Linked DNA regions of Homo sapiens: region 1 is linked to region 2. A link is a loop called in an ENCODE intact Hi-C map of the cell type or tissue named here. Cell type or tissue: PC-3. All regions are shown on one strand. Each heading gives the region's core, and the rest is flanking DNA. Links, peaks and the distances in the headings are about the cores only.

Evidence for each region. A loop is a pair of places that touch in the nucleus more often than their neighbours do. Peaks named below come from ENCODE experiments on the same cell type or tissue, not always from the same donor. Only the 100,000 strongest peaks of a DNase experiment are listed, where the experiment ranks them.
Region 1: a loop joins it to region 2, with 15 times the contacts of the local background. A loop is called at or near these places in 1 of 110 quality-filtered maps.

What each region holds. Positions count from the first base shown.
Region 1 is chr7:102,832,878-102,838,262 of GRCh38, forward strand. It overlaps FBXL13 (F-box and leucine rich repeat protein 13), which reads right to left. Exons shown (of 21, transcript NM_001394494.2): 19 at 1-97. It also overlaps a transcript of FAM185A not described here and the pseudogene RNU6-1136P. Among named protein-coding and RNA genes, the nearest start is that of LRRC17, 77 kb to the right of the region's middle. In PC-3, for the core only: no CTCF peak of the experiment used is centred there; DNase peaks (open chromatin) are centred at 2,304 and 3,844; H3K4me3 peaks cover 771 bases; H3K27ac peaks cover 1,615 bases.
Region 2 is chr7:102,985,144-102,990,528 of GRCh38, forward strand. The region is part of intron 7 of FBXL13 (F-box and leucine rich repeat protein 13); the gene reads right to left. NFE4 (nuclear factor, erythroid 4) reads left to right here. Exons shown (of 3, transcript NR_166512.1): 2 at 2,890-3,089; 3 at 3,232-3,710. Among named protein-coding and RNA genes, the nearest start is that of NFE4, 14 kb to the left of the region's middle. In PC-3, for the core only: no CTCF peak of the experiment used is centred there; no DNase peak of the experiment used is centred there.

The sequences.
Region 1 (5,385 bases), core at 215-5,214, 150 kb before region 2:
TGCAGTAAATGGCCAGTGCTTTGATAATCATATCTGACAGCTGGGAGCAATAAGAGACATCCAAATGTTCCAAGATCAGTGAGCTTTTGCAGAATGCCTGCAAAAAATTCCAAGGTCAAATTTTTTCTTTTCTTTAGTCATCTAGAACTGTCTTACTTATAGTAGCTTATTAAATGTACATTTCAGTCCCTGAAATACAGATGTTAGATCTTGATGCCCCCAAAAAATAATTTAAAAAACCCATGTTACATCCAACATCTGTTTATAGCAAAAGATATTCACAAAGCAGCTTAACAGCTTAGTGATATTCAAATGCCTGCTAACAAAATTTGGTTTTCTTGAAGTTAGGTCTAATGAAGTTTGACTCATATGGTCAGTAATGAGTAGAAGAAAAGAAATCTGAGGGTAAGATTATATGGCAGACACTCCAAGATTGACAGTGGAATGTAATGGAAAGAACAGATTCTTTGGAATCAGACAGACCCGAGTTTTGCTTTCGTTTCCACCATTTATTACCTCTTAAATCTTAGCAAGTTACTATCTTTCTGAGCCTGTTTCCTTTTTTTTTTTTTTTTTGAGAGTCTTCCTCTGTTGCCCAGGCTTGGAGTGCAATGGTGCAATCTGAGCTCACTGCAACCTCTGTCTGCCAGGTTCAAGTGATCTTGTGCCTCTTGTGCCTATTGGGACTACAGGCGTGCACCACCACGCCCGGCTAATTCTTTTTTTTTTTTTTTAGTAGAGATGGGGTTTCTCTAGGTTGCCCAGGCTGGTCTTGAACTCCTGACCTCAAGTGATCCACCCTCCCAAAGTGCTGGGATTATAGGCATGAGCCACTGTGCCCAGCTCCTCTTTTTTAACTTAGGGAAAATAACATCTACTCTCTAGCATTGTTTTGAAATGCTGAAATGTTCACCTGAAATATCTAGGACTAGAAAAAGGCCTGGAAATCATTCCCTTTATATCAATACTTCTTAATTTTCATTCCTACTTTTCAGTTAAAAAATAACTCAGTGATAAGAATCCATGAGGAAATAACACTTAAAAGTTTACAACTCAGCAGTTATACAAGAACAAAACAATCCACAAAAGTAAACCTAACCGTAATTGTAAAAATATATTTAAAAAGCAATAGGAGTAGAAATTGGAAACCATGATGAAGGAAGGAAGGAAGGAAGGAAGGAAGGAAGGAAGGAAGGAAGGAAGGAAAGAAAAGAAAGAAAGAAAGAAAGAAAGAAAGAAAGAAAGAAAGAAAGAAAGAAAGAAAAGAGAAGACAAGAGAAAAGAAAAAGGAGGAAATTTCCTCCCCCAAAATGTGAGAATTATTATAATTATCTACATGTGCTCAATCATTCTAAGAATTCTGCCTCATTATGAAGCAGCTCCTCTTAGAATACAAAGTTAGAGACCTCAGTAAATGGTAGTTTACCATTAATTTTAGTTGTAAGTACTAGATTTTAGTAACCCTAATGGGTTACTAAAGATACTTCTTATTTATATATAAATTATATATATATATATTATATGCGATTATATATATATTATATATATGTGTGATTATATATATTATATATATGTGATTATATATATATATATATATGTGATGTGGCTCTTAGCACAAAATAGATTCTCTAGCTATCTCTAAGATTTTATATACTGTGTTAGTTGAGAGGCAGTATGCACACTGGCTAGTGCTTGGCACATAGTAAGCACCCCATAAAAGTTAACTAGTGCTTACTTCAGCAGCACAGATACTAAAATTGGAAAAATACAGGGATTAGCCTGGCCCCTGAACAAGGATGACACAGATTTGTGAAACATTCAATTGTTTTTTCAGTTAGGAGGAGAAAGTTCAAGAGATCTATTGTATATGATGACTATAGTTAGTAACGATGTATTGTATACTTGAAATTTGCTAATGGATTTTAAATGTTCTCACCATAAAAAGTATCATAAGTATGTAAGGTGATGAATGTTAATTAGCTTGATTTAACCATTCCACAATGTGTGTGTGTGTGTGTGTGTGTGTGTGTGTGTGTGTGTATCAAAACAGCATGTTGTACTTCATAAATATATACAATTTTTATTTGTCAGTTAAAAATTTTAAGCCATTAAAAAGAATAAATGTTAACTACTATCAGGATTTGCACATGACACCAATAATAATAAAGATGCACAAATGTATTGTACTTTGAGAAAAACTGAAAGATATTGGTTATTTAACCCTAAGTCATCATCTTTTCCTGACCACAACAGCCAACAGTGATTCATTCTTTGATCTCATGCAGAACTTGTCTTTTTCAACTGATTCAGCACTTAGGGTATTTGACTCATTCCTGTACTGCATGAAAGTCTGTCTTGTCTGGCAACTACGTGATGGCAAAAATTAGAAGGGGCAGCTTGTCAGGAGATAGCTTGGGACCTGTCACTGGAGATAATCAAGCATAGTGGGGCACACCCAAGGAGGTACAGAAAGGAATCTACCTTTGAATTATTGGAATCAGTGGCCTGGAATCTCAGTTTGGAGATTCAATAAAAATGCAATAAGCCCCTTGTACTGCCTGGAAATCTGCTAGCTTTCATATCCCTTTCCCAAACATCATATTAGAACACAGTAAGTGCTCAGTACATACTAGTTGGTTCACTGATCCTTTATGTCTTCAAGAAAATTAAGAAGTCTCTTTTAATAATACAAGAATTTTTATGTTGCAAGAAGTAAGGTGACATTGTTTTTTTTTTTTTTTTTTTTTTTTGAGACGGAGTCTCGCTCTGTCGCCCAGGCTGGAGTGCAGTGGCGCAATCTCGGCTCACTGCAAGCTCCGCCTCCCGGGTTCACGCCATTCTCCTGCCTCAGCCTCCCAAGTAGCTGGGACTACAGGCGCCCGCCACTACGCCCGGCTAATTTTTTGTATTTTTAGTAGAGACGGGGTTTCACCGTTTTAGCCGGGATGGTCTCGATCTCCTGACCTCGTGATCCGCCCGCCTCGGCCTCCCAAAGTGCTGGGATTACAGGCGTGAGCCACCGCGCCCGGCCCCGACATTGTTTTTCCCTTGTTAGAGACATTAACATTGTTAGAGAGAATGGACAGAGTTAGAGGAACCAGAGAAAAATTAAAGCAAGAAAGAATATTTAAACTATAAGAATAATTTATTGAAGGATGAAACAAGCTTTAGAGGGAGATTCAAGGCTCTTCGTGTCTGAAAACCCTCTTCAGTAGCATCTGCCAATGTCTTGGACTGCTCGAATCAAATCTGCCTTATGCCTTTTTAAAAGCTCTAATATTCTTTAAAGACAAATGTTCTCAGAGGTTTTAAATTTAAAACTAACTTAAAAATGATTACAAGGTCTATGATACATTCATGGTACCATTCTCATCCATGGAAAATCTGAGGCACAAAAATTGGTCTAAGGCTTTATGCTAAATCAGTGGCAGATTGGCGAACTAAAGTCAGAACTTTTCCTCTCTTAGAATTCGTGTTTTCCTTTAAACACATATAAGTCATATTAAGTACTTAAATCTGCAAGCATGTTTCAACATAATCACTCATGAAATTCCATTTCCCCCCTACAGATAAGATTACAATATACACTTCTGGCTCCAATGCTGCAGAATCATACTTCTATCGATGCTGCTGATTTTCTTTCCTTGGAAAATGCAACACTAAATTTCTTCCAAGTCAAAATCTTTTACAGTAAAGACAGAGATAAAAATGCAAACATTATCAAGTTTGGCTCCTTTCCCATGTATCAGCCAATTTTGCTGTGTGTTGGCAATCTGGAAGAAAACTTCCATATCTCTTAGCGAGTTAGATCATTCCTTCTTGTGTCTTCTGAGCTGAGTCACAGTGTAGGCACTTAATGACTACATTCCTAAATAGGGTACGTAGAGGAGACTGAATTTCACTCACATTTATTGACTGTCACAATAATGTGCTTCTGCCAAAATCCTGAATTAAACCACTTTGACAGGTGGCAGCTTCTAGCCTTAGAAAAGCTCACTTCGTGTTGCATACTCATAACACCATCTCTTGACTATTTGCCTCATTAGGTCCCAATTAATTCTACTGCAAAGTTGGGGAGTTTTTCCCTGTTGGTAATTCTGGAAAATATGTGCTGTCAAGAACCATTTTCTATAATGAAGACATTTTTGGCTGCCCCAAAGGCTAAAATGCAACTTCCACAATTTTAAGATATCAACTAAATACAAAAACTTCAGTTTCTTGGGCATATCCCAAGATATCTACTTCGCATATCCCATGAGATGGAGAGCTACACTCCACCAACAATGGCCTTGTTCCCACTGGGCATCAGAGCAAGTGGGACTGGTCATGGCCTGGCACCACAACTAAACTCTGCAGAGCCTGAAGGTGCCCCTCCTGGAGATGCCACTCTTGCATTCCCACCTTCCCTGCCAGGGAAACCAGGCTGAGCAAGGCTTAGCAAAGGCCCAGCCTCAGAGAAGCTCCCTGTTTTAAAACATGGAGAGAACTCTGAAAGGGAAAGGGGGATAAGGCCAAGGACCAAAACAAATATTTCCAAAGACACTTTCATGATGAAATTTGTTATAAAATTAGATGGTGATGTGAGGGATAAACTTTGGCTTCAAACCAGCTCAAATGTGGTTTATTCTACAGTCTTCCCCAATTCTTCTCTGTGGAAGAGATGCGCTTTCAAATTCTTATAAGCTTTTCTTTCTTTTTGACAGGGTCCTGCTCTGTTGCCCAGGCTGGAGCATAGCAGCATGATCATAGCTCACTGTAGCCTCAAATTCCTGGGCTTGAATGATCCTTCTACCTCAGCCTTCCACATATGTGCATGCTACCATGCCTGGCTCATTTTTTAATTTTTATAGAGACAGGGTCTCACTATGTTGCCCAGGCTGATCTCGAACTCCTGGCATCAAGTGATCCTTCCTCCTTGGCTTCCCAAAACGTTGGGATTATAGGCATGAGCCACTACGCCCAGGCAACTTTCTCACTTTCTACTTGTATTATAGTTATTCATGTAAGTGTCTTATCTTCTGCATTGACTGTAACTTCTTGAGGGTAGAATCCATGTCTAATTTATCTTTGCCAACATCTGGCATACAGAATTAGTTCAAGATGAGAGAGTATCCAAAATGAATGAAGAATGCTTCTCAGCACAGGAGTGAGGAGAATGAGCTTCCATATATGGCCCTCAGAATACTAAGCCCAGTCCTTCTTCTCACTCGGTTCAGTAACTGCCAGAGGCAGCATACAGGGTTGGTTAAGAGCACAGTCTGGGGGCCCACTGGCTTGAGTTCAAATCCTTCCATGAGATGTTTTGTGTCTCTGGATAAGTTACTCAACCTCTCTTACCCCTCAATATTCTCATCAGTGGTGTGGGAATAACACAGGAGTAGCTTA
Region 2 (5,385 bases), core at 246-5,245:
TGATGGCTTCATACCCACACCACTGTGTTGTACCTATCTGCAGGATTCCCACCAGTTTAGAATTCTTTCATGCTCACCACCTGGCCAGCATGCATCTGGTGGAACCCCTGGACTACAGTCAAATTCTCTGTAGACCATGTCCTAGCACATCCAGCTATGTGACAGTCTGCACTTCACACTATCCAGAACCCACACCACCCTGGTGGCTATGCTCCTGAGTGAGCTTCCAACCAGCAAACAAACCATTCCACATTCCACACAATAAAAGATATTGTGGGAAGGTACAAACTGTGGATAGATAACTAACCAACAACCCACAGAGGCATGTTACAACTCAGGGGCAGCAGGAAGATCCCCAGAAAGGGGGAGTAGATGGGATTTGTGTTCAATACTTTTTTTCTACATAGATAAGGCTATATTCATGTTTATGAAATCAGTGAATTCCATAGAGCTGGAAGACATAGCTGACTCACTGAATATTGGAATCAGAACCAAAATCAACAAGATGAAATTGAACAGGAATAACAGAAACTGTTATGCTAAGGTTGAGATTAGCAGTGACATAAGGCAGAACATCCAGTCAGCAGTTCACATAAAGACCTCAGAGTTTTGGTTCAACACAAGCTCAAGGATGGGCATTATCATGTAATGGGGGAAAAACAACATTTAGATTCAAACAAACCCAATCTCAAATGCTAATTTCACCACTACATTGCTATGACCCAAGTCTTTGTCTCATAAAATGGGCATACTCACTCATAAAATGGGTGAGTATGAACAAGATAACACATGTTGAGCATGTGTGAACAGTGCCTAGAATGCATGGGAGATACTCAGTAATCCACACCCCACATCCCTGGAACCTGGCACGATGCCCCCCCCCCATCAATACATTTAGTAGGAGACATCATAGCACTTTCCAAATAATCTATTGAAACATTCATTTTTGCCTGTCCTCTTTATTTAGGATGCCAGAAGAAATGGGAAGACATTAAGGTTTATGTGCTAATATTTGAGTCCTTTCATGGCATTTACATGGCAGAGCCAAAAGCAGAAGTTGACAACCATCAGAAGCCAAACCAGCCCCACAAAATACCTAGCCTTCAAGAGAGAAATTGGACCAATCTATGAAAAATGTTGCTGGTGTGTGGGGATGGGGAGGTTGGAAAGTTGCTGAGACTTCGGGAAGGAATGGAGGCTCATGACAGATATTTGTGCCACATTCCCATGTAGACCTTCCTAAAATGTGGCAGGCCCTCTAATGGGCACCATCAGAAAGCCATGGCAACTGACGATCAAAAGATCTGCCTTGAGGCCATGGTCCCTGTGCCCAAGCTGGGCTCAGAAATCATGGAGTCTCCCGCCTTCAAGGGACTGTGTCGATTTAGGCAGTGAGCACAGCCACAGCCGCCCGTGTGGATGTGGACTGAAGTCCAGTTCTCTTCATGGGTGCTTGGCTGTGAGACACCTCTAAGACTCTTGCACAACCAAGCAGCAGGGGAAGAAGGATATTAGAATTGAATGTGATGATTGAGATTTAATTTACTGGTTAAATGGGTGGGGACATGCAGCAGATGGGCCGATTGTAAAGGAATAAATATAACATTTATTTTCATCCAAGTACTAGGGAGTATTTTTTTTGTATGCTTTGTCAGAGATCAGTTGGTTGTAACTATTTAGCTTCATTTCTGTTTATCACACCATAATTCACAATTGCAAAGATATGGACCAAACTAAGTGCCCATCAATTAATGAGTAGATAAAGAAAATGTGATACACACACACACACACACACACATATACACATACATACACACACCATAGAATACTAAGCCATAAAAAAAAAATGTATTTTGCAGCAATTTGGATGGAACTGGAGGCCATTATTCTAAGTGAAATAACTCAGGAAGGGAAAACCAAATACTGTATGTTCTCACTTGTAAGTGGGAGCTAAGCTATGGGTATTCAAAGGTATACAGAGTGGTATAATAGACACTGGAGACTCTGAAAGGGAGAGGGCGAGAGAGGAGTGAGGAATAAAAAAATAGTATACTATGTACACTATTCAGGTGACAGGTACCCTAAAATTTCAGATTTCACCAGTATATAATTCATCCATATAACCAGAAACCACTTGTACACCTAAAGTTATTGAAATTTAAAAATTGTAAATAAAAATCCCACATATATTAGGGAGTATAATTCACACTCTCTATGAAGTAAAAAGGGCTTATACAGTAGGCCAAACTCAACCCTACCACTGTGATTTAACCTAATTCCCCAAGCATCATTTATTTCATTAGCAAAACAGAAAAAAAAAACATACCTCACAAAGATATGGGGAGGATTACATGAGATAACTAATAGCAAAAATCCAAGCACAGTTCTTAGGGTAGTGTGGATGCATTTTATACGAATTTGAATTTGGTGGATTTAAAATAGTGAAATAAAAACATAAGCCTCACTATATGGCAAAACTTGAAATAATGTGAAATCCCACTTTATATTTATTCCTAAATGAAAACGCATCTTGAGTGGGTATCATACACTAATCACTAATGGGACGTGGAGAATTTTTTTTAAAAGGAGAAGTCCAGGATGATTCCCACAATTCTAATTTGGATGACAAGTGATGACACCATTTACCAAGAAAGCCCAGGAATACAGAGGGGTGGGGAGTAGTCCCATAAGAGAGGTGGGGAAGTAACGGCTTCAAGCTGAACACGCTAGGGGGTAGATGCTATGAAATATTCCAGTGGAGTTACCCAGCAGGCATTGTTAAATGACCTGGGTCTTACAAGAGAGTGATGGCTGGAGATACACAGATTTGGCAATCGTGAGTAAACAGCATATAACTATAACCTAAAGCATGTATTTGAAATCACCCAGGGAGTGAAGATGGAATGAGAAGAACAGAGAAACAATGACAGAGTCCTTACAAACACCATGATACAAGAAGGCAATGGGGATATGTTATCCTAAAGGAATCCTAAAAGAAGTGATCAAAAAGGTGAACAGAAAACCAAGTGGGAGTACTGTCACTGAGGATGAGTTTCCAGAGAGAATTAATGCTGAAGAAGCTATTGCAGGTCAGTGGTCAGTCTAGCTAGCACTGCTTCAATGAAGGGTAAAGATATGCTCAGGAATGTCCACTTTAAGGGGCGGGGATGATACTTGCACTGGATGCTGCACTAATCAGATAACACTTGGAATATTTTTTTCCACCTCCAGACACTGCTGAGTATGAAGAACTAATTGGAGAAGGAAGCCGTTGTATAGCAGATGCAGAGCAGCAGCAAAAATGGTAATGAAAATAGAAGATAAATTAGAAAATTTGGAAAAACCCAAACAGATCAGCCATATTGAAGGGAAAAAGAAAAACAAAACAAAGTGGGAGGGCAGAAATGTAGAACGGTATACACTCTTTTAACCCCAAGGATGAATGTAGCCAAGAACACAGTGGGGACTTAGGAGTCTCAGCACAGAGCATTCTCTACTCCCTACTGCTCAGGCAAAGAACTCCTTCATCATGCAGAACCAAAACTGGTGTAGAGTCTTAAATGACCTGGGTATCTCTACGCAGAAGAAAGCGCTTTCCATGTAAAAGGATTAACTTGAACCTGGGTGCTCAAGGGACACCCTAGGCTGCTTATCCCACTGATTCTGATCTGACTGTGTTAAGTAATAAATCATGTGGTTACATATTCACATTATCTTGTGTAGTTTTCTCTCACATTGCTACTTAAAGAGAAACCCCAGACACAATAATGAGGGAGCTCAGTATAAGGGTATGAAGAGATCCAGGCAAGCTATAACCTGGAGAGCTCCTTGCCCTTCAGAAGGTGAGACCACTCAGAATGAGGGAGAAAACGTGGCCCAGCCCACTTTATGAGGAAGCTACAAACAGAATTCTTAGAAGACAGCAGCCAAGGGAGTAGCAGGGATGGGGACAGGGAGGGCTGAGACTAGAAACTCACAGAGGAACAAACAATTGAGTAAACTGGAAACAAGTAACCACAAAAGCACTAGAAAATAAAATGAAAGCTTTGCATGAATAATTGACAAATTTGATCTTCCTTGTGAATGCAGAAGAAGGAACTAGAAACAAAAGATAATGAGGCCGCTTTCTCTGCTTTGATCTGAAGGACAACTTTCTAATTATCTGATCTTTCCCAAGACAGAACAGAATGCATCGCAAAGTCAACAGACTCTCCAGCACAGAAAGTACTAGACCAAATGCTGGATAAACATTACTGCTAATGGAGACGTTTCATTGCCTTGGCCTCACATCTCTATCTAGAAACACTTTAGAAACACTCTGGGCCTCTCTCTCTCTACCCCTCATATCTTCCCAGGAGAAGAGGAGGAGTGTTTGGGAGAAAGAACTAGGCTTGCAATTCAGCTCCTGCTCCACCCTGCCTTGACCTGAATGCAAGATGCATGCATCCTGGTCTGCTCTCAGCAGCATAGGGAGGCCTGCAGTTGTTCAGCTGTGCAGTGACCGAGGGGCGAGTCTATCTGATTCAGGGATGAAAGAATGAAGTAGTATCCTTTGTCAGTGATCTTAAGTCATAGTCTCCTATCAGCTGTATCAGAAAATATGTCCACTTCCATCTCTCTATTTCTCAATTGGTTCCAAACTCAGATACGGAAGAGGGTGCCCTCTAAAACCTCAAGAACATCTGTGAGGAATATTTTCCTGTAAAAGAGGTTGGATCACATAACTCTAAAATTGCTGTATATGTAGAATTCAGTGACTCTTACTTTTCAGATACTTCTAGGACCTTCTAACTTAATGTCTCATTGACATTTCAAATTCACTGAATCCAAAATTAAGTTTCTCTTTCCCCAAAACCAGTTGACTCTCCCGACATTACTGCACATCATAAGTAGCACTGGCTTCACATTCATCAAGATTTAAAAGGTTAAAGTTTCCAAATAATAGGTAAATTGGAAATGTCCTTATCATGATTCCAAAGCAATGCCGACACCAGAGAGTGGTGGGTGAAAGCCTAGCTGTGACTGCCATGACCTAGTAAGAATGTAGGGCAAAGAGAGAGAGCCAAAGCCAACATCTGGAGGTACAGTCAGACCAGAGCCAACATCTGGGTGTGAGGAGAGAGCAAGAAACCTATCCTGAGGATAGAGAAATAATTCCCAGAGAAAAGAAACAGGAAATGTCATGCCACAGAAGCCCAGAATCAAGTGCTACTGAAAAAGCAAGACAAGAAGGGATCATAGGCAATCAGATTTGATGATTAAGAAATTCCTGGGACCTTGATGAGACCAAGTTTGTAATAGTGGAGCTGAAAAGAAAACATCATTTTTCATTCGATCATTCAACCAATATTTATTGGGCATCTACAGATTGTGAATTCAAAGCAG